3 separate regions of the Homo sapiens genome follow, and regions 2 and 3 are each linked to region 1. A link is an interaction called in ENCODE POLR2A ChIA-PET data of the cell type or tissue named here. Cell type or tissue: HepG2. All regions are shown on one strand. Links, peaks and the distances in the headings refer to the core of each region. The heading gives the core; the rest is flanking DNA. Region 1 has its middle 19 kb from the start of C5orf47. Region 2 has its middle 13 kb from the start of LINC01485. Region 3 has its middle 33 kb from the start of LINC01485.

Region 1 (5,000 bases), core at 1-5,000:
TAAGGGGTGTCGGAGGGTGAGGAGGAGGAGTTTAAGGGGGAGAGTAGGGAGAATGAGGAGGTCAAGAAGAGAGAGGAGAAGAATTTAACTATTGCATGTAATTTTGTGTCCAGAAGGTAACAGCACCCTCTACACACACGGCCCATAACTAGGGATCTAAGGCCTTCCACACTCCTGATCACACCCTCATCGTTCTCCCCAGGGTGGGGCAATTTTGCATTAACACAGTTATCACCCATAATGGGGAAAAACTGGAATTTTTTTCTTGGCTTTCCTTATACACGTTTTGTAATATTCTTTCCTTTGAATTCTACATGGAGAGTGGAGCTCCATAATGGTTGGAAGCCGGGGTCTATCATCTGATGCTGGTAGCACGTAGCACTGTGTTTAGCACGGAGTAAGCACTCAGTAAGTGTTAACTCATTATCATCATCGTTGTTTGCTACTATTATCTATCCACTGACAAAGTGCCAGTCCCAGTGCTGAGTTGAGGGCAGAGGTGGGTGGCAGGGTCACTGCCCAGTGCAGGGGCTAGGAACCCCGGGATGCCCCTCTCCCACATTCCTTTCCTCCTGTGGATTCTCTGGCTCCCACCCCATCCAGCCTACAACAGTTGCCATGGTGACCGAGAAGGCTCTGCGACTCCAGGCCCTGCTGCTACCGCAGTGCCCAGCTCTTGCTGTCTCCCTCTTTCCATCTTAGGAACTGGAGGATTCCGCCCACGTCTGGGAGTCATGAGCGGCAGCAGAGGGGGTTGAATGTGTGCTACCAAACTGGACAGAAACTCCAGAGGGGCTGTGTCCTGGGACTGGTTTTCTGGAAACTTTGGATAAGCCCCAAATCTTTCCCTTTAGAGAAAGAATCAGGAGGTGGGAAGAGGAGTTGGAAATTAGGCCCTGTGTCCTTCAGCGACAGCTCAGTGATACTGCCTTTGAGGAAACAGAATTTTTAGTTCTGCAATTTTTTCCCCTTTGTCCTTATAAACTGCAAAAGGTGGGTGAAGGGAGCCCAGACACCATGTGGGATAGTAGACCTGACTTGCTTCTGGGAGTTAGGCATAGCTGGGCTCAAACGCCAAAGACAGGAAGCATTGTGGTTAGGGACTTGGCTTTGGGGTGATACCAACGGGGTTTCTATCCTTGGACTACTGCTGACGGACCGAGTGACCCAGACCACATTAGGTAACCTCTAAGAATCGGCTTTCTCATGCATTAGAAGGGGCAAATAATATCTTCATCACTGGTTTGAGGTTAGGATTTAACAAGGTATTCACGAAAAATGTGCTTCAGTCATAATCATGAGGGGTCCCCAGTATCATTAACATTATTGCCCCAGATCTGACCATTGTTGGCCCCAACTACCTAAGGAAAGTCCCCTCACCTCTCAGAGAGATGGAGATATAGCCTCCAGCCTCCACCCCCGCAGCTAGGGTGGAACAGAGACCTGACCGCCTCTGCCCCTGCCTTGCAAAACACCCCAACAGCAGTGGCTCATTGCCCTGGAAATCAAATCCACCCCAAGGCCTTGCAAGACCTGGCCCTGGCTCCCAGCCTGCCCTTCTATTTCCCCTTCTTGACGGCGGGCTGCCGCCGCTCTGCCTGGGCCACCGTTCTGGTAATGCAGGTCCCCTTCCCTGGTGCACCGTCCTCTCACCTGCCTCCTAGGAAAGTCTCTGCCTGCTCCTGCCCTGCTCCCTTCCTTGCTTCGACCCAGCTCCACGTGGAGCTGGCTCCTCACTTCTCCTTCTGCAGTCAGCTGGCACATCACCATCACCTCCTCCCTCTGAGAGGACTTCCTGGGTCTCTCTGAAGCCCTCCTGGCCATCATGTTTTATTTGTTATCAGAAGCACTCCTGACTCAGCACTAAATAGGATGCATAATTGTCACTGCCTATCATTTGTTTACCTTTCTTGGGGGAGGAAACAAACATTCTCTTGCTCGCCTGTGTCCTCAGGACCCATCATGTGCCTTGCTCCTGGTAAGCACTTACTAAATGTTTGCTGAATGGGTGACTAACAGGATCCCTATGTGAGCTCTCTTTCTTAGACCGGCTTTCAAAATTGCCATGCAGAGGAGGGCTGTGCTTCAGGATTAGAGGCCCACAGCTTATGGGGCCCCAAGGCTGGATGTTTCACAAGGAAAGTGGATATCAGAATGCCTGATAAAGGTAGCCTGGAGCACTCAGAGAAGTACAGGCAAAAAGTTCACCTGAGGATCTTGTCAAAATACAGGTTGCGAGTCAGCAGCGCTGGGAGCCTGAGACTACATCTCTACCAAGCTATCCAGTGGGCTCCATGCTACTGCTTCTCCATAGAAGTTAGTTCTTGAGAAAGCCGTGAACGTTCAGACCTGGGAGTAACGCTGTCAGAATGAGTGCAGCGGCAGGGAGAGCAGAGCCTGGGGGGGTTGTGGGTGGGCCTCCTGCCTGACCCAGGCCCTAGGGACAGGGAGGACAAAAGCAAAGGAAGGGCTGGCTCCCCTCTATGTCTGAGCAGACCAGCCAGATGAGGCTGGAATCTGTTTTCTAGAATTTGCCTTAGTCCCAGGGAAAAAATTCCATCCGGGAGTTTGCTCATTCATTCATCTATTTATTTCTTCAACAAATATTTGTTATTCTTAGGCCCCGAGGATGCTGTGGGGACAAGACAGGTAAAGGCTCTGTCCTCTTGGCATTTATGTTCTGGAGACAAAGGCCTGGGTTTGAGCCCTGGGATGTATGTGTGTGTGTGTGTGTGTGTGTGTGTGTGTGTGTGTGTGTTGCTGTGTCGGATTTTGGTGAGTCACTTCAGCTTCAGCAGTGCAGCCTTAGTGAAATGTGATGGGCGTCATTGGGAAGATCTCGGGAAAGAATGCCGTGAAAAGATAAGGCACTACTGTTATGCACAGAACCACTAATCTGAATTTGCGACTTTATAACTGTTACCCAAAGTTGTTGATCTGCAAAAGAGCATTGCATCAGGGAGTTTCTTTATTCATTCAGTCATTCATCCAACAAGTATTTGCACTGTCCCAGGCTCTGGGGACATTGTGGGGACAAATCCAGCAAAGTCCCTGTTCCCTTGGCATTTATGTCCTGGGAAAGGGAACTCATCAGACGGTCACCAAGTAAACACGTACATAAGTAGGAAAACATTAGTGCTAAGCCTCGAGGAAATTAAACCAGCTAATACAGTGCAGACTAGGAAGGAGTGGGGCTATGTTAACTGGGCGATTAGAGAAGGCCTCCTTGACAGGTGAGATTTAAACACATCTGAATAATGAGAAAACACAAGCCATGCTAAACTGTGAGGAGAAAGTATTCTGGACAGAGGAAATAGCACGTGCAAGTGTCCTGGGGCAAGACTGAGCTTGATAAATGTGCAAGGAAGAGCAGTGTGGCCGGGCACAGTGAGCCAGGGGGCGCACCTGAGCTCAGAGAGGTGGAGGGGCTGCACAAGACAAGACCTTGTTAGCCCAGTAGAGACTTTAGATTTTATTTCTAATTACACAGAGGGAGAGTCAGTGAAGAGTAGCTGCAGGGGAGGAATGGGACTGATTTGCGATCACCAGGACAACTGTGGGAAGAATAGATTGTAAAGGAGCCCGAGTGGGGCAGGAGAAGCCCTTAGGAGGGGATAGCAGTGGCGCTGGTGTCACTGGTGTCAGTGGAGGATGGCAGCAGAACCGGGCCACGTTAGCTCTTCGTGTCAGAGAGAACGTGGGCAGTGAGGAAGACACGTGCGCGTGACTTGAGAGTTGGCAAAGTCCCACGTGCCCTACTATTTTGGGAGGAAACACAATTTACAACGCATTACTAATCTCGTTCCCTTGGAACACTTCAGCAAAGGCAAAACTTTCATGAAGTCAGAAGGAAACAAGGCCAGTTCTAATCCTGCCTAGACACACAGAACCTTCAAAAGGAAGGTATCGATTACAAAGGGAGACTGTTACCCCAATCCCCTCCCTGTCCTCTGAAGTCTCATTGAAATTCTTTGCTTATCTGAAAGGGTATGAGATCCTGCTTCAACAAGTAAGGAGTGGTATTAATACTTAGTTGCATGAAACAGACTCTAATTCTGATCAAGCGGTGCTCTAATTTGGCGGGGGCGGGAAGGGCGGTTCTGGAAGGAAAATGAGATGGAAGTGATGATGCAGGCAACTTAATTAAGAGACTGGGCGCAAAACCCAGGTGTGTGTCTGTGTTGGTTTTGTGGTGTGGAGGCAGCAGGGGGAGGGAGGAAACACTCAGTTTTCCTGCTACCAGGTCTAGAGAATTGTATCTCAGTTCCCTGTAGGGGTGGGGCCCTCCCATTCCTTCAGGGTTGGGCCAGGTCCCCTGGGCCCAGGGTCCTTTCATTCACAAAGGACTGAAAATGGAGACAGCTGACATTATCTGAAGGCTGAACAATAGCCATAGAGCTCCACTGCCTGGTATCATAGCATTGAGCCCTGAACACCTTTCAACTTGGTACCATTATCACACCCTCTGTGGTAACCCACAAAGAATCCAATCTTCCCCTAATTCTCAACAAGAGCACAAGGATGTTACATTGTACTTTGAGGGTTAATAGCATTTATTTATTTGTTTAACATACACATTTAAAATATATCAATTTCTGTGTGTGGTTTTTTTTTTTTTTTTTTTTGAGATGGAGTCTTGATCTGTCGCCCAGGCTGGAGTGCAGTGGCGCCATCTCGGTTCACTGCAACCTCTGCCTCCCAGGTTCAAGCGATTCTCCCGCCCCAGCCTCCTGAACAGGTGGGATTACAGGCGCCCGCCACCACACCTGGCTAATTTTTATATTTTTAGTTGAGACGGAGTTTCGCCATGTTGGCCAGGCTGGTCTCCAACTCTTGACCTCAGGTGATCCGCGCGCCTCGGCCTCCCAGAGTGCTGGAATTTAGAGGCGTGAGCCACCGCACCCGGCCCACAATTTGTTTATTATAAAAAAGGAAATCTCTCTTCCCCTCAACACATAGAATTGGCCTGGGCCTCTTTCCCTCACAGAGCAGTCCTGGGG
Region 2 (11,500 bases), core at 6,501-11,500, 160 kb before region 1:
CCACACCCAGCTAATTTTTGTATTTTTTAGTAGAGACAGGGTTTCGCCATGTCGGCCAAGCTGGTCATGAACTCCTGAGCTCAAGTGATCCCCCTCCTGAGCCTCCCAAAGTGGTGGGATTACAGGCGTGAGCCACCCGCGCCTGGCCCAGGACCCCTCTTCTTCAGGGCAATGCACCATCTGTGAAGCTCCCACCTGAAATCAGTCTTCAGTCCAACCTTGCAGACTTGGCTACTGCTGATCTTCTCCTCATCCCTTCTGTGGGGGCCCCTATAGGTAGGCATCTATTGTACTGCTGTGCCAGGGTCTAGCCTCCCTGAATTAAATGTGCCACTCAGCCATTTCCATTGGTCACTGAAGTTTCCACCCCCACCCAGTCCTGGTCAGTCTCCCTCTGTCTCACTGCACTCAAAGGCACTTGGCTCTCTCCCTCCCCTGCAGCATAATAACTCAAGTTCAGGCTTTTACTCAAAGCCAGAGGAGGCAGCCTGTCATTGAGTACCTTCTAGTAGCATGGGGCTAGTTTGTACTGGAGGAAGGAAGAGGGAGTATAGGAGCACAGAAAGGAAAGGCAACACCCCACTGGTCATCATGGCAATCAGCTAGGGTGTTCCTACTGGCCACAGTACCCACTGCTTCTGGAAACCTCTCTTTTCCAGAAGGCCCCTGTGGCCATGGAACATAGATCCCCCACTGACATTTGAGTGGGTTCCTGAAGTTATTGCCTGCAGCACAAGATCCATTTGCTCCGAGCAGTGAGAGATGGAGAGGGAGCAACTGGGCCCTAGAGCCGGGTGGTCAGCATGAGGCTCCAGCAGGATCCTGGCGGGTGGTGGCTTTCCCAGCCAGCTTCTCCGAGAGCTGCCCCAGCCCAGGCCACTGCTATTTCTCCAGGATTCTTCCTTGGGGGTAGCTCTATGATCATTTTTATTGGATGTGTCAAAATCACTTTGCTTAAACTCAAATCTGGTCTAGGTTCTCTGTTGAAATAAATCCTAAACGTCTCAATGCAGACTTCAAGGCTCTGCAAAATTCAACCTCACCCTAAATTCAAGCCTCACCCTTTCTCTCCTCACATTCTCCTTGGGCTCCAGAATCACATACATATTATTTCTCTCTTCTCCTGGCCTTTGGTTATCCTGTGTCCCCTGCCTGGCACACAACCTCCCCAGCAGGCATTTTGGCTGACTCCAGAGCCATCCTTCAGTGTTGGAGAGTAGAGGGAACGGTGGCTTTGAAGTGCCCAGGTCTGGAGTCAAATGCCTGCTCTGCTACTTGCTGGATGTGTGATCTGTTGTTCTCTGAGCCTCAAGCTTCCCATCTGTAAACTGGTTATCACTAAAGCAACTACACAGGGCTGAAGTGAGGATCCAGTGAGAAAATGGACATAAAACACAAAGTGAAGTGAGAAAATGTGCCACTCTGATATGCTGTCAGCATAGAAAACTGTCTCTTCCATTCCTTCAACAAATATCCCCTCTTTGCACTCTACCCCCAGCTGAATAAAAGCAGAGTGTAGTTTATGTAGCTTAAGAGGTGACTGACAGCTAGATTCTTGGTCAGGAGATTGCGTGATAGAGAGTCTGAAAGTGACAGGTATCATTTATTAACACTTGCCATGTGCCCAGCACCATGTGGAATGCCCACAGATGTTACCCACTGAGTTCACACATCCCCGGGCAGGGAGGAGCTTTTTTCATTTGTCTGTTTTTATGAACAACAAAAAAGAGGCTCAAAGAGTTTAAGTGACTTATCCAATGTCACTGCAGTTAAAACACACACACACACACACACACACATCCACACACATGTACATATATACACTTATTTTTTAATTAATTAATTAATTAACTAATTATTTATTTTTGAGACAGAGTTTCACTCTTCTTGCCCAGGCTGGAGTGCAAAGGCATGATCTTGGCTCACCACAACCTCGCCTCCCCTGTTCAAGCGATTCTCCCGCCTCAGCCCACCAAGTAGCTGGGATTACAGGCATGTGCCACCACGTCCAGCTAATTTTTTTGTATTTTTAGTAGAGACGGGGTTTCTCCATGTTGGTCAGGCTGGTCTCGTACTTCCGACCTCAGATAATCCACCCACCTCAGCCTCCCAAAGTGCTGGGATTACAGGCGTCAGCCACCGCGCCCAGCCCATATATACACTTCTATACACCCTTCCACCCCACATCCCTTCACAGTCTCACACATACTCACACACTCATACATACACACAGGCACTCTGTCTCACACACTTTCACATACACACATGCGAGGAAAAGGATATACGGGAGATTGGACCTTGGTTGGCTCAGAAAAAGCAAGAAGCCATGAATAGCAAAAAGGACAAGCAACACCCATCCAGTCCCAACCAAGGGTGGCAAAGCAGGCTGAATGCAGGAGTCCTGGCTGCTATTTCTGACACTGCTATGCTGAGGAAAGAGTTTTGGGCATGATGATGCTGTTGTTTCATTGGTGCTTAAGGGGCTGCTTTCTCCCCTGAAACGATCTTCCTATTCACAGCAGTCCCAGATAATCAGACACTGGCAAAGAACATGTGCCCAAAACATGGTGGTGAGTTTTTATGAGGGAGGCGAATACCACTCCCTTGTCTCAGGACATTCCAAACCTTCGCCTTATCTGACTTAAGCAGCACAGACACGCTCTGGCGGATCGGTGGAATACTCCTTGGATTCCTACATTTAACCTTGCTCTCTCAGTCCCTGTGGTTTTGTTGATTGCACACACACCTTTCGTTTCCATGGACCACAGGGTACATGTTACTCTTGGAAATGTTATATTAAATTTGACAAATAAATGAAATTTTTAAAATGCTGCCTGTGAATGCCTGTGAGCATTTTAGTGTTTCAGACACGTACTCACTTAGAAGTGGTGATTAGGCCTGTGCCCAACAGGCTGGGCCATCTGCAGTGTTATTCATCCTTCATTCAAAAATGTTTATTGAGGCCGGGTGCAGTGGCTCATGCCTATAATCCCAGCACTTTGGGAGGCCGAGCTGGACGGATCACCTGAGGTCAGGAGTTCAAGACCAGCCTGGTCAACATGGCAAAATGCCAGTGCTACAAAAAATACAAAACTTAGCCGGGCATGGTGGTGCACACCTGTAGTCCCAGCTATTCAGGAGGCTACGGCAGGAGAATCACTTGAACCCAAGAGACAGAGGTTGCAATGAGCCGAGATCGCACCACTGCATTCCAGCCTGGGCAACAGAGTGAGATTCTGTCTCGATTAAAAAAAAGGAAATATTTGTTGAGCACCTAGCATAAGCAGGACACCGTTATGGGCCTGTGATGACAATCGAATGCCAAACAGGCAAGGCTCCTGTATCCAAGGAGATGACCGGAGGGAGACAGAAAACAAGTCAGCAAACAAAGCAATGAGCAAAATCATTTCAAGCAGTGGTGTGTTAGAGACACAATACAAAAGCTTGTGCAACACCCGACACTTGTTCACAGCTGCGTACAGCACTATTCACAACAGCCCAAAGTTGGAAACAACCTTCCTGTTCATCAGCAGATGAATGGATGCACAAAATGTGGGTATCTACATTCACCTTTAATAAGAAAGGAAATTCTGACACATGCTACAACATGCATGGACTTTGAGGATACTATGCTAAGGGAAATAAGCCAGTGACAAAAGGACACAAACCGTGTAATTCCACTTATATGAGATTCCCAGAGTAGTCAAATTCACAGAGATAGAAAGTAGAGTAGAAGTTACCAGGGGCCGGAGAATTATTGTTCAATGAGTATAGAGTTTCTCTTTGGCATGAATAAAACGACTGGAGACAAATGGTGGTGATGGTCACACAACAATGGGAATGAACTTACTGCCACTGAAGCATATACTTAAAAGTGGCTAAAAAGATACATTTTATATATGTATGCTTTACCACCAAAAAAATGACTTTTTTTTTTTTGAGATGGGTTCTCCCTTTGTTGCTTAAGCTGGAGTGCAGTGGCATGATCTCGGCTCACTGCAACCTCTGCCTCCTGGGTTCAAGCAATTCTTCTGCCTCAGCCTCCCGAGTAGCTGGGACTACAGGTGCCCGCCACCATGCCTGGCTAATTTTGTATTTTTAGTAGAGATGGGGGTTTCACCATGTTGTCCAGGCTGGGCTCGAACTCCTGAACTTGTGATCCACCCGCCTCAGCCTCCCAAAGTGCTGGGATTACAGGCATGAGCCACCGTGCCCAGCTAAAAAAATGACTTTTTTTAAAAAAAGGTTATGTGCTAGAGAGTAACTGGGTGGAGATGGAGAGTGAGTGAATGCACCTGAGATGGCTGTGGAAGGCCTCATTGGGAAGGGACATTGGAGCAGAGTGGAGAGAGGTCAGGCAGGAGAGCTAGGTTGGGGGGAGGCAGTTGCATGTGGGGCCTCGAGGCCAGAGCAGGGAGTGTGACTCTTATTCTAAGCAGCAGACAAATTACAAAAAAATGTAGCTGCGGGGTGACATAATCAAACTGACACTTTTAAAAGCTCCTTCAGGCCAGGCATGGTGGCTCACGCCTGTAATCCCAGCACTTTGGGAGGCCAAGGCAGGCGGATCACTTGAGGCCAGGAGTTCGAGAGCAGGCTGGCCAACATGGCAAAACCCCATCTCTACTAAAATTTAAAAAATTAGCAGGGTATGGTGGCTCATGCCTGTAATCCTAGCTACTCGGGAGGCTGAGGCAGGAGAATCGCTTGAACCCGGGAGGCGGAGCTTGCAGTGAGCTGAGATCGCGCCACTGCACTCCAGCCTGAGAGAGAGAGTGAGACTCTGTCTCAAAAAAATAAAAATAAAAATAAAATAAAATACAAGCTCCCTCGAGCTGCTGTGGAGCAGAGATTGCCAGGGAAGACACTGGAATCCACGGGAGCTGTGGGGAGGTGAGTGTGGGAGTCCAGGAAAGAGGTGAGGCCTGTCCCCTTCTCATATCTCAGCCCATTTGCCCCTGCCTGGTCACATGTTGGATCAGCAGGTCACACGTTGGGAAAGGAAGATGAGGAAATCAGAGTGTTGAAATCCACTGTGGCTGTGCATGGCAAAGGCTCTGCCCTGTTGGGGAATGGGGCGTGGCCCATGCTGCCCCTTGGACCTAAGCCTCATTCACTCAGCTTGCCATGGGAGACACTGGCGCAGGGGTCTGTGGGCAGGGGCCAAGGGTGGGCAGGGTGGTGGTTTCCAAGGGCATTGGCCTGAGGGTCAGCAGAGCTGGCTCAACCCCAACTCTGATGCCAGCGGCACGCCTTGAATGAAGGAGCTCACCTCCCTCAGTCTCAGTTTCTCCATCTGTAAAAGGAGGATAATAACGGTTCTTACATTGCAAGGTCATTGTAAGGGTTCAACAGGATAATGCGTCTTAAGCTTTTAACACTGTATCCAGCTCAGGATAAACTCTCAGTAAAGGATAGTTATCATCATTATCATCATCATTATTTTACTATTCTAGATCTAAAATATTTACTCCATCTGCCCCAGGCACATTAAGATCATAAGACCTTCCCATCTAAACTTGTAAGTCCCTTTGATTAGTGAGGTTGGCTACCATTTAATACTCTGGGAGAATTTTGCGGGCAGTGTTTGGATCTTCTTCATCATTCTCTTCTCCTTCAAGTCACACAGTAGGCATTCCTGTCTGTGGTGACTCTACACCTTCATTTTTGTGGATAGCACTCAGAATTCCTGGAGTTACCTGTTCGGTGTCTGTGTTTCCTGCCAGAGGTGCTCTATTTAGGTGGGACCACCCCTCCCTTGGCTATCGTTGTGTTAATAGTGGACAGATTAAGAATCCAGACTTGGCCAGGTGCAGTGGCTCACACCTGTCATCCCAGCACTTTGGGAGGGCTAGGAGGGAGTATTGCTTGAGCCTAGGAGTTTGAGACCAGCCAGGGTAACATAGGGAGACCCCATCTCCACAAAAAATTAAATATTAGCCAAGCATGTTGGCATGTGTCTATAGTCCCAGCAACTTGGGAGGCTGAGGTGGCAGGATCACTTGGGCCCCAGGGGGTTGAAGCTGCAGTTAGCCAAGATCACACCACTGCACTGCAGCCTGGGTGACAGAGTGAGATCCTGTCTCAAAATAAATAAATAAATAAAATCCAGACTTCAGTATATAGTCATCCCTTGGTATTGATCTGTAGGATATTGGTTCTAGACTCTCTTTCAGATACCAAAATTCAAGGATGCTCAAGTCCTGATATAAAATGGTTTGGTATTTGCTTATAACCTAGGCACATTCTCCGGTATACTCTTTTTACTATTTTTTTTTTTTAAGATGGAGTCTTGCTCTGTGACCCAGGCTGGAGTGCAGTGGTGCAATGTCGGCTCACTGCAACCTTCGCCTCCCAGGTTCAAGCAATTCTCGTTCCTCAGCCTCCCGAGTAGCTGGGATTACAGGAACATGCTACCGTGCCAAGCTAATTTTTTTTTTTTTTTTTTTTTGTATTTTTAGTAGAGATGAGGTTTTGTCATGTTGCTGGTCTGGAACTCCTGACCTCAGGTGATCTGCCCGCCTAGGCATCCCAAAGTGCTGGGATTACAGGTGTGAGCCACCATGCCCAACCTCTCCTGTATACTTTAGATCATCTCTAGATTAGTTATAATACCTAATAAATATAAGTTCTGTATAAATAGTTGTTATATTGTTTAGGGAATAATCACAAGGAAAAGTGTCTGCTCATGTTCAGTACAGACACACTTTTTTCCTGAATATTTTACATCCACAGTTGGTTGAATCCACGAATGCAGAAACTATGGATACCAAGGATTGACTGTATATCCAAAATAATTGAAAGAAAGGACTCAAACAGATACTTGTACACAAATGATCATAGCAACACTCTTCACAATAGCCAGAAGGAGGAAGCAACCCAAGTGTCTATTGACAGATGAGTCGATAAACAACATGTGGTATATCCATACGATGGAATATTATTTAGCCTTAAAAAGGAAGAAAATTCTGATAACGTGCTGCAATGTGGATGAAAATTGAGGGCACTACGCTAAGTGTAGTGCAATCTCGGGTACTATGATAAGTCAGTCACAAAAAGACAATTGAGGGTACTACGATAAGTCAGTCACAAAAAGACAAATGTTGTATGATTCCACTTATATAAGTAGTCAAACTCAAAGAGACAGAAAGTAGAATGGTGGTTGCCAGGGCTGGGCGAGGGGACGTGGAGAGTTGTTTCATACATATGTCTCAGTTTTGCAAGATGTAAGAGTTCTGGAAGTGGGTCGCACAACAATGCGGGTACACTTAACACCACTGAGCTGTACACTCAAAAATGGTTATGATGGTGAATTTCATGTTATGTGTTTTTTTTTAAACTACAATTTTAAAAAAGAAAAAGAATCTGGACTTTTGAGAAGAGAGGCCTGGGTTACAACCTGAACTCTGATGTAAATGGAAAGAACAACGTTACCAGTCTCTTGGGGTGAACCTGAGTCTTGCATGCGATACTAATGTAAAATCCAGTGCCTGATACGTGGTATGTACTTAACAAATGTTATATCTTTGCTTGTATTATCCTGAATGCTCAATAAACATCGGTTGAAATAAATGAATGAAACAAATGTTTAAAAAGGTAACAGCACTCACTCTTCAAAGGAGGCTTTGTGTTGGGAGCTATTGTTGGGCCTCTCCAGTGCTGAATCCAGGAGTCCCATCTTGACTGTCGGTGGCCTTTGTTGCAGTTGTTCCTTCTTTTCTTCCTGAAACCTTTTCTTCACCTGGCTTCAGGGACAGGACTCTCTCTTGGTTCTCCTTGTACCTCCCCACCCTCAACGTCTCAATCTCCTTTGCTGGTCCTCCTCAGCTTCCTGACCCGTCAATGCTAATGTGCTTGGGACCCAGTGATTCCTTCTCTTCCCTTTTCTATCTGTACGTACTCCGTAGGAGGCCTCAGCCAGACTCATGGCTCCACATCCCATTAATGCATACATTAATACCATAGATACATACATAATACAGCTCTCCACCTTGCACCTCTCCCCTGAAATCCAGACCATTATATATCCACTCTCTCCTTGATGCTTCCACTTGAATGTCTAACTCAACATTTTAATAAACAAATAGAAGACATCCAATTTAGTACATCTAAAAAGAATCCTATCTCAGTAAACGACAACTCCACTTCCAATTGTTTAGACCAAAAATCTGGGAATCATCCTTACCTTCTCTCTTTCTCTCATGTCCCCCATTTGAGCTATCGGTAAATCCCATCTGTTCAGCCTTCAGAATCTACCCACTTCATTCCACTGCTATCATCTCATTCCAAGCCCAAAACCCTTTGCCTGGATTACTGTTATTGACTTGTCAGTGATCTCCTTGCATTTATCTTGAACCCCCTTCTCAACAATGTATTCCTGACACAGCAAACGGAGTGATCCTTTAAAAACTGAAGATCATATCCTTTCTCCCATCAAAACATCCTATGGCCTCATTTTTCACTCAGGGTGAAAGCAAAGTCCTTGCAGTGCCTGTAAGTCCACATACTCTGGCACTGTCATATCTGAGACTTTAACTGCTACCATGGTCCCATTGGCTCACCCTGCTCCAGCTTCTCCGCCTTCCTGCAGTTGTTTGCATATGCTTGCAGGCTCTTGCCCCAGGGCCTTTGCACTCCCTCTCCAGGGCCCCTCTTCCTGCTGATATAACCATGGTATGCTTCCTCCATTTGTGCAGATCTCTACTCACAGACCGTATTATTGGAGAGATCTTTGTGCCCCCTCTATGAGGAGTCATATCCCTCCACTGATCTACCTCCTTTTCTACCCTTTACCTTGCTATACTTGTCTATCACCATCTGATACACTATACGTCTCACTGACTGTTCTTTTACATTGTCTATTGACTCCCTAAAATGTCAGCTCTATGGGGTCAGGGACCTTGCCTGACTCTTGCACTGATGTTTCTCAAGAGCCCAGTGCCAAGCACATGGTAGATCTTCAGTAAATATGTATCCAGTGAATCAGTGTGCACGTCTGCAAAGAGGCTGTGACCTGCGTGAGTTTTCCAGCTGTAAGAGTCAATGAATGGCCGAGACTCTCCGTGTTGCATCTTTCCTAGAGGAAAGGGCATTGCTGTTGCAATTGCCTCACAATCAACTGTGCTGGGTGGATTTACTGGGTAATTGCATGGCATTGGCCCAAACTGCAGAAGTAGATCTTTTCCCCATTTCTTTAGCGATCTCCTGAAGAGCCTGCCCAGCAACTAGACCCTTCAGCTAGCACCTTTACTAACAGGGCTGGGTTTGTCCAGGGTACCGGGGTGGGGTCCTGGATCCTCTGAGAAAAGGTCAGTAGAAGTGCAAATGCTGGTCCCCCAGACACTGGATTTGCCGGTCACACGCAGCAGAAAGAACAGCATGTTCTTTACAAGCAGAGAACAAACCTCTCCGCAAACCTCCCCACTTGAGCTGGGATTTTCCTTCCTCCCCTATAGTGAGCCAGGCCTTGACCATAGCAACTGGCAGCATTTCCCTGATTCCCAGGCTTTCGTTTTGCGTTGCCACGGAAATGGACCACTGGACTCCAAGACATATTCCAGTGACATTCATTCACACACCTGATTGTCCTCTCCGAGGGCCCAAACACACATACACACACATGCGCGCACGCACACGCACACATACACACAAAGTGACCTTGATGCGATCGTTCTAATTGCCCTGTAACACCGCAGACACGAGAATGAGTGGGTCACATGGCAGCTACTTAAGACTCACATGGGCTGCTCATGTGGCCCATGTGCAAAGATGAGGGGGAAGTAACCTCGATTCACAAATGCGATAATCTTGGCAGGAATCTCTCCCGCTTTTCCCCCTTGCATTCAGCTAAGAGGCAAAACCAAAAGAGAGGCTTTTTGATTTAAGGCAAAATCAAATCCTTGTTCTAGTTCTACTCAATGGGGAGGGGGAAGATAAATACCTTGCTCTGCTTCTGAGCTCGCTGTAATCTCTTGTCCCTCACAGCGTGCCCGCTACTCCACATGGCCTGGCTATGCCAGGATTCTCAAGCTGGTGAGAGCCCAAGCTCCTCACTTTAGAATGGACAGAGAATATGCCACCTAATGTTTGTTTTCAGCTTCTTGGGATCTTTGCAAAATTACCACAGAAATGTTTTCTGTGGGTATATTGCTATATCAATGTACTACATATGCAAGTATGTGCTTGGTAGGTGTGATATATTGGAAGAAGGTGCTGGTGTATGAGTCTTTGTGCCTGTGGAGAGAATATGAGGCTGGGATGTAAATGCATAGATATGCACCTGTGTGCATGGTGTGTGGAAATGATCTCTGCAGTTGTACACATGATCTCTACATAAGGGCATGGTGCATGCATGCACATTTGCGTGTTTCTGCATGTGGAGTGTGTACTTGGACTACACATGCTCATAGGGAACTCATCTGCAAATGCTAAACCATCAGTTGTCCCCTGGCCCCACTTGCTGCACCACACAAGGCTCCCTCCATAGCCTCGCTGGCCTCCCTAGAGGACTTATTGTTTAAGATGAATGATCAGAGAAATTGTGGCTGAGTTTCTACCCCTCAAAGGTTTTTGTCCCAGGGGTCAGGGAGTCCGAGTCCAGCTGGCGGTTTGTGAGGACAGTCATAAGGAGAAATGAAGTTCCTTGGCGCCTGGAACCTAAGGAGTTCTGCTTTTCTGTGAAGCACTACACCTACTTACACAGTCAGCCTGGCAGAAAGATCCAGCAACGAGATTCCTGTTTCCAACCCACACTCTCACCAATATGTATGCTCAGGCTCCTTGCAACTTTGGGTGACACAATAATTTGATTTCTTCACTGAAAACATACACCCACACCCATCCCCGCCCCGCAACCTCCCCCGCCTCCCCACACACTCACCATTAACATTAGGACTGTGCTGCAAACTGACCACAGCCAACCTAGGAAAGAGGGCTCCAGCAATCACTACAAAAATACATATTCTTTTTTCCTTTTAGATTCAAGAATAATACATGAAGGTTGGGCGCGGTGGCTCATGCCTGTAATGCCAGCACTTTGGGAGGGTGAGGTGGGAGAATTGCTTGAGCCCAGGAGTTTGAGACCAGCCTGAGCAACATGGCAAAACCCCCTCTCTCCAAAAAAAAAAAAATTTACAAAAATTAGCCAGGCATACCGGCATGTGCTTGTACTCTCAGCTACTCCAGAGGCTGAGGTGGGAGGATCGCCTGAGCCTGGGATGTCAAGGCTGCAGTGAGCCGAGATCGCACCCCTGCACTCCAGCCTCAGCGACAGAGTGAGACTCTGTCTCAAAAAAAAGAGAAAAAAAAAAAGAATGACACATGAAAACAGCATGTTCAAGGCCCCAGATGATAATGACTTATCTTTTAACATTTCATATCTTTGGCCAAAAAAGTTGCAGTGTGACCTTGAGCCGTATATTAGGTTGAATCATTGAAATTGCAGGCACTCAACCATCTCTGACGTACAAAACTATTTCATGTGGTTCAATCTAATACATAC
Region 3 (5,000 bases), core at 1-5,000, 150 kb before region 1:
AAGATATATGCCAGATTGCTAAAATTTAGAACAAAAACAAGAAACTCACTCCTAATTTGTTTTCTGTTGATTACATGTTGAAATGTCAATATTTTACATATATTTAATATGCTACTAAAGGGATTTTACCAGTTTCTTTTTACTTTTTTTTTTTTTTTTGAGATGGAGTCTTGCTCTGTTGCTCAGGCTGGAGTGCAATAGTGTGATCTCGGCTCACTGCAACCTCCGCCTCCCGGGTTCAAGCAATCCTCTTGCCTCATCCTCCTGAGTAGCTGAGATTACAGGCGCGTGCCACCATGCCCAGATAATTTTTGTATTTTTAGTAGAGATGAGGTTTCACCATGTTGGTCAGGCTGGTCTCGAACTCCTGACCTCGTGATCCGCCTGCCGCAGCCTCCCAAAGTGCTAGGATTACAGGTGCGCCTGGCCTCTTTTTACTTTTTTAATGTAGCTGCTAGAAAATGTAAAATTACATACGTGACTTGCATTATATGTATGGACGATGCCACCCTAGGAAGCTGACATTTTCCAGAAATCATCAGTGGCCTGATCTGTCAGCAGGTGTGTGTGTGTGGGTGTGTATGTGTGTGGGGGTGTGGGTGAGCCATTGAGGGGAGGCAGCACAGACCCAACAGTAGACATGCTACTTGGACTTGACACTGTAGAAGACAGAGAATGAGTCAGGCATTATGAGAAGCAGATTGGCCCGATTACATTGTTTAAATAACACCTCAAAGCAGAGTTGGGGAGGGACTAGACGTTCTCACGAAAAACAAAGCCACAAGAAGCTTTGTGGTGGAACAGAAAGAGGACAGTCACTAGGCTCAGGCTAGCCTAGTGGCTAAGAGTGTGGGCTCTGGAGTTTGAATCTTAGCCTTCCCACTAACTAGCTGTGTGAGCTCCAGTAAGTTACATAACAACTCTGTTTGTCTGTACAGTAAGGATCTATATCATTGGGTTGCTAAGAGGTATCTTAGTTTGGGCTGCAATAACTATACGGTTGATGCAAAAGTAATTACAGTTCTTGTGATTGAAACTAATGGCAAGCAGGGTGCAGTGGCTCACGCCTGTAATCCCAGCACTCTGGGAGGCCGAGGTGGGCGGATCATGAGGTCAGGAGATCGAGACCATCCTGGCTAACACGGTGAAACCCCGTCTCTACTAAAAATACGAAAAATTAGCCAGGCGTGGTGGCAGGTGCCTGTGGTCCCAGCTACTCGGGAGGCTGAGGCAGGAGAATGGCATGAACCCAGGAGGCGGAGCTTGCAGTGAGCCGAGATCATGCCACTGCACTCCAGCCTGGGTGACAGAGCGAGACTCCATCTCACAAAAAAAAAAAAAAAAGAAAAACAAAACAAACCAAACACACAAACAAACAAAAAAAACAACTAATGGCAAAAACTGCAATTACTTTTGTACCAACCTAATAGGTACCATAAACCAGAGAACTTTATTTCTCACAGTTCTGGAGGTTGGGAGCCTGAGGTCAGGGTGCCAGCATGGTTTGGCTCCAGGGCCCTGCTGCAGGCTGCAGATTGTTATTGTGTCATTGCAGGGTGGAAAGAGGAAAGAGAGCTCTCTGGAGTCCCTCTTATAAGGGCACTAATCTCTTCCATGAGGGATCCACTCTCATGACTCAGTTGTCTCCCAAAGGACCCATCTCCAAATATCACCACATTGGAGGTTAGGATTTTAACATACAAATCTGGGGAGACAGAAATATTCAGTCCATTGCGTGAGGCATAAATGTAGTTACATACGTTAAATGTTTGAAACAGCATCTGAATGGCCCATCTTGGTCGCACGCTCCTCTCTGATTTTGCCAGGAGGATATGGTCTTAGGATTGGATCAGCCTGGGTCTTGCACCCAGCCTCTGTGGACAGGCTATCTTGGTCTGCTATCCTAAGAAGTGGAGAGGGGAGGAAATGTGTCGGCCGACACAAACAGCAGCCACCCCTGTCTATTTCACCCTCCCGGCCCTATGACCTTGGGCAAATGACTCAATAGATCAGAAGAGACTCAAGTTATGCTTCTGTCAAAACTTCTGAGGGAAATGATGAGAACTGCACAATCCCCACCCCATACAAGGTACCCGACAAATGTTAATCCCTCCATTGGGCAAATGGAAGGCAATGTGGCCATGACTGGCAGCGGAGACCTGACTTTTGGCAGAGCCTAGTCAATTACCCAAGTTTGGGAGCTATCCTCTCTGGGGGCCAGATCATACCACAAACTTTCAAATCAATGTCAACAGGAAGGTCAGCTGGAACTTTCAGGCCAGGGTCTGGTGCGTGGGCCTGGGCCTGGCATCTGTTTAGTAAACATCCCCCAGCCTTCCTCTTGGAAGCCTTCCTTTACTCACTAAGCAGTTTTGGTCCAACCTGTTTTCCTTTTGTAGCTGGGATTTTGTAAGAGGCCAAATTCCAGGCTGGGGCAGGATAAACAAGATCGCATGGCTAATGATTGGTGAGTCTGCCTGGAATGCAATTTACCACAGAATTTCAGTGAAGGAGACTTTATCACCCCCTGGACTGTTTACAGGGAGGTTGTTAAAACAGGAAGGAGGTTCCAGGCTCTGCGGGGTAGCTGCCTGGCATTATTTTTCTTTGCCTTCTTTTAGGGAACAGGGGCACCTGCTATGAACTAAAAATTCTCTGCCTCAGTCTGCTTTACATGTAAAATCCCCTTGGTCAAAACCTTCCATTCATCTAACAAATTACAGCTTACAAAAGATTCTCAATTCTACCACTACCCCAGTTTGGCAGGTGGGGAAATCAGAGCTCAGAGCAGAGAAGTAACTTACCCAAGGACACGCAGCCAGGAAATGGCAGGGCCAGGATTAGAAAATTTTCCACAAAGTGAATCAGGCAATAATAGTGTTTGTGCTCCATCTTCTTCATCTGCAGCTAACCTTTCCCTCTGGGTGGGGATACGTGACTTGAATATAGTCTGGTGATGAAGGGATGAGAGGAGGGTCCCTTGTTCCAATGTGGATATTACCACAGTAGAGAAAGATTTTTCTTTTAACCCAGCTCAGAATTTTAGAAATTTGCATCCTTGACCTCACACTATCCCTTCTCTGTTCAAACAAACCCCTAGCCTCTCCAACTCCAGTGTTGGTGGCTCTCTTTCTAAAGGGTGTTGAGATAGACAGGTCAGTAAGGAGATTTGAGTCTGGCTCCTGGGATGGCAGCAATACTGATGTCTACACGACCTTTGGCAAATCACTAACTATCCGTCTCCGGGCCTGAGTTTTCTTTTCTGAACAAAGCGGATGTGAAGTCTAGATGAAGTCGGAAATCCCATCCATGCTTCTGAAAATTCTGCTTGTGGCTGCACCACTGAGGAGCAGGGGCCCGGGAAACGCCTGGCTCTAGTCTGCATCTTATGGCCCTGCCTTGCTGCCAGCATCCACAGGTCTCCCTAAGCCTTGGATGATTGGCCCCGGCTGCCCCGTCTGGTGAGCTCAGCGCAGCATTCGTGAGAACTGATGGTGGAGATAAAGATAGGCATGCTGAAATGAGGCACACTCTGCCTCTGCCCCCACACAGCCCTCCTCCCTCGAGACAGCTGTGGACCAGCCTGGGGGAGGACTGGTTGCCATCCTAGGATGAACAAAGCTTGGGGTGGGCAGGTTCCATTAGCTCATTCTCCTAATTATTCTGGCTGGTCATTGTTTCTCCTGATGAATTCCCAATTAGCACTGGGGAGCACAGCTTGGGTTTGATTCTGCCAGTTTTCCGGAGCCAGTTCTCAGCTATTTCTGGCTTGGCCAGACCTACGACCTTCCTGCTTCCATGCTAGCTGCAATTCAGGAATGGCCTCAGGGGCACTTACACGTTGCCACCATCAATGACAACACCGTGAAATTGGTCTCATTGTTGCCATTTCACACGTGGGGAAACTGAGGCTCAGTGAAGTGAAGAGGTTTGCCCAGCTTCCTACCACAAGTAAGTAAGTGGTGCAGGTGAACGCTGCCTTGCAGATTTTCAAACATGTCAGCCTTCTAGTCCAATCGTGGTCTTCATGTGATTCTCTTATGGCACCTAACTCACTGCTTTGCTATTACAGCACTTGAATAATTTAAAAACAAATTCTTAATTTAATAAAATCAATAAATAAACCTCATGATTTGTCTTCCCAATTGAAACCCCAGCTTCTGTGACATTCGGGCAATTTCTAAGCTAGCCAGAGAACCTCCTGGTCATGTTAGGAATAAGCAAAGCCGTTTGGGTTTTAATAACATGGTGAGAAAATAGTGTGACTTTAAAGTCCTTATTAGCCCTGGAATGCATTTTCCAAAGCAGGAATTAGCTGACACAGGCAGAGTGTCAGCTGGAAAAACAAGGTCTGGGTTAGGTGGCCCAGAAAAAAACCCGCTTTGGTGCCCAGAGCCTCCCATTGATTTCAATTGCTGGTTAGCATAGGCCAGCAGAACGATTGTCCCGTCGGTGAATGTGCCATTAGAAATGACCCCACCAGCTAATGGGGGTTTAAGAGTGGCTTGCTTGGTTCTTGGTATGGTTCCTGTTGTCATTTTTAGTAAGAAAATTACCTGTCTGTCATTCCCTTTAAACTTGCACGGTAATAATTAACCAGGCCCCAAAGAGAAGCTGGTTACCCTTAACCTTGGCTAGATGAAAGCTCAGTGACCCATTAAAGTCTGTGAAATCATTTAACTCTGAGCAGCTAGGGAGGTCATGTTGTAGCTGATATTTGGTGGAAAATGGATGTAAGAACTCACATTGGTTCATTATCTCACAATTTGCAGAGTTCAAGGTAACCTTGAGGTCATGAGCAAGGACTGTCACTCAGGCGTCAGCAAACCATGGCCCACTGGCCAAACCTGGCCCACCCCATACTTCTGTAAATAAAGTTTTATTGGAACATAGCCATACCCGCTCATATACATATCATCTGTGGCTGTTTTTGTGCTATAACAGTAGAGTTGAGTAGCTGTGACGAAGACCATATGGCTTGCAAAACCTAAAATATTCAC

The links. ChIA-PET counts read pairs that join two places held together with the same protein. Peaks named below come from ENCODE experiments on the same cell type or tissue, not always from the same donor. Only the 100,000 strongest peaks of a DNase experiment are listed, where the experiment ranks them.
Region 2: POLR2A ChIA-PET joins it to region 1 with 17 read pairs; 5 of 35 experiments call an interaction of 5 or more read pairs at or near these places.
Region 3: POLR2A ChIA-PET joins it to region 1 with 44 read pairs; 5 of 35 experiments call an interaction of 5 or more read pairs at or near these places.

What each region holds. Positions count from the first base shown.
Region 1 is chr5:173,967,716-173,972,715 of GRCh38, forward strand. No RefSeq gene overlaps it. Among named protein-coding and RNA genes, the nearest start is that of C5orf47, 19 kb to the right of the region's middle. RefSeq lists an enhancer at 129-792. In HepG2, for the core only: a CTCF peak has its summit at 3,390; DNase peaks (open chromatin) are centred at 2,006 and 2,696; H3K4me3 peaks cover 503 bases.
Region 2 is chr5:173,797,851-173,809,350 of GRCh38, forward strand. No RefSeq gene overlaps it. Among named protein-coding and RNA genes, the nearest start is that of LINC01485, 13 kb to the left of the region's middle. RefSeq lists an enhancer at 4,896-5,190. In HepG2, for the core only: no CTCF peak of the experiment used is centred there; DNase peaks (open chromatin) are centred at 8,571 and 8,971.
Region 3 is chr5:173,821,929-173,826,928 of GRCh38, forward strand. No RefSeq gene overlaps it. Among named protein-coding and RNA genes, the nearest start is that of LINC01485, 33 kb to the left of the region's middle. RefSeq lists a cis regulatory region at 494-896. In HepG2, for the core only: no CTCF peak of the experiment used is centred there; DNase peaks (open chromatin) are centred at 733, 2,003, 2,423, 4,653 and 1 weaker place; H3K4me3 peaks cover 2,293 bases.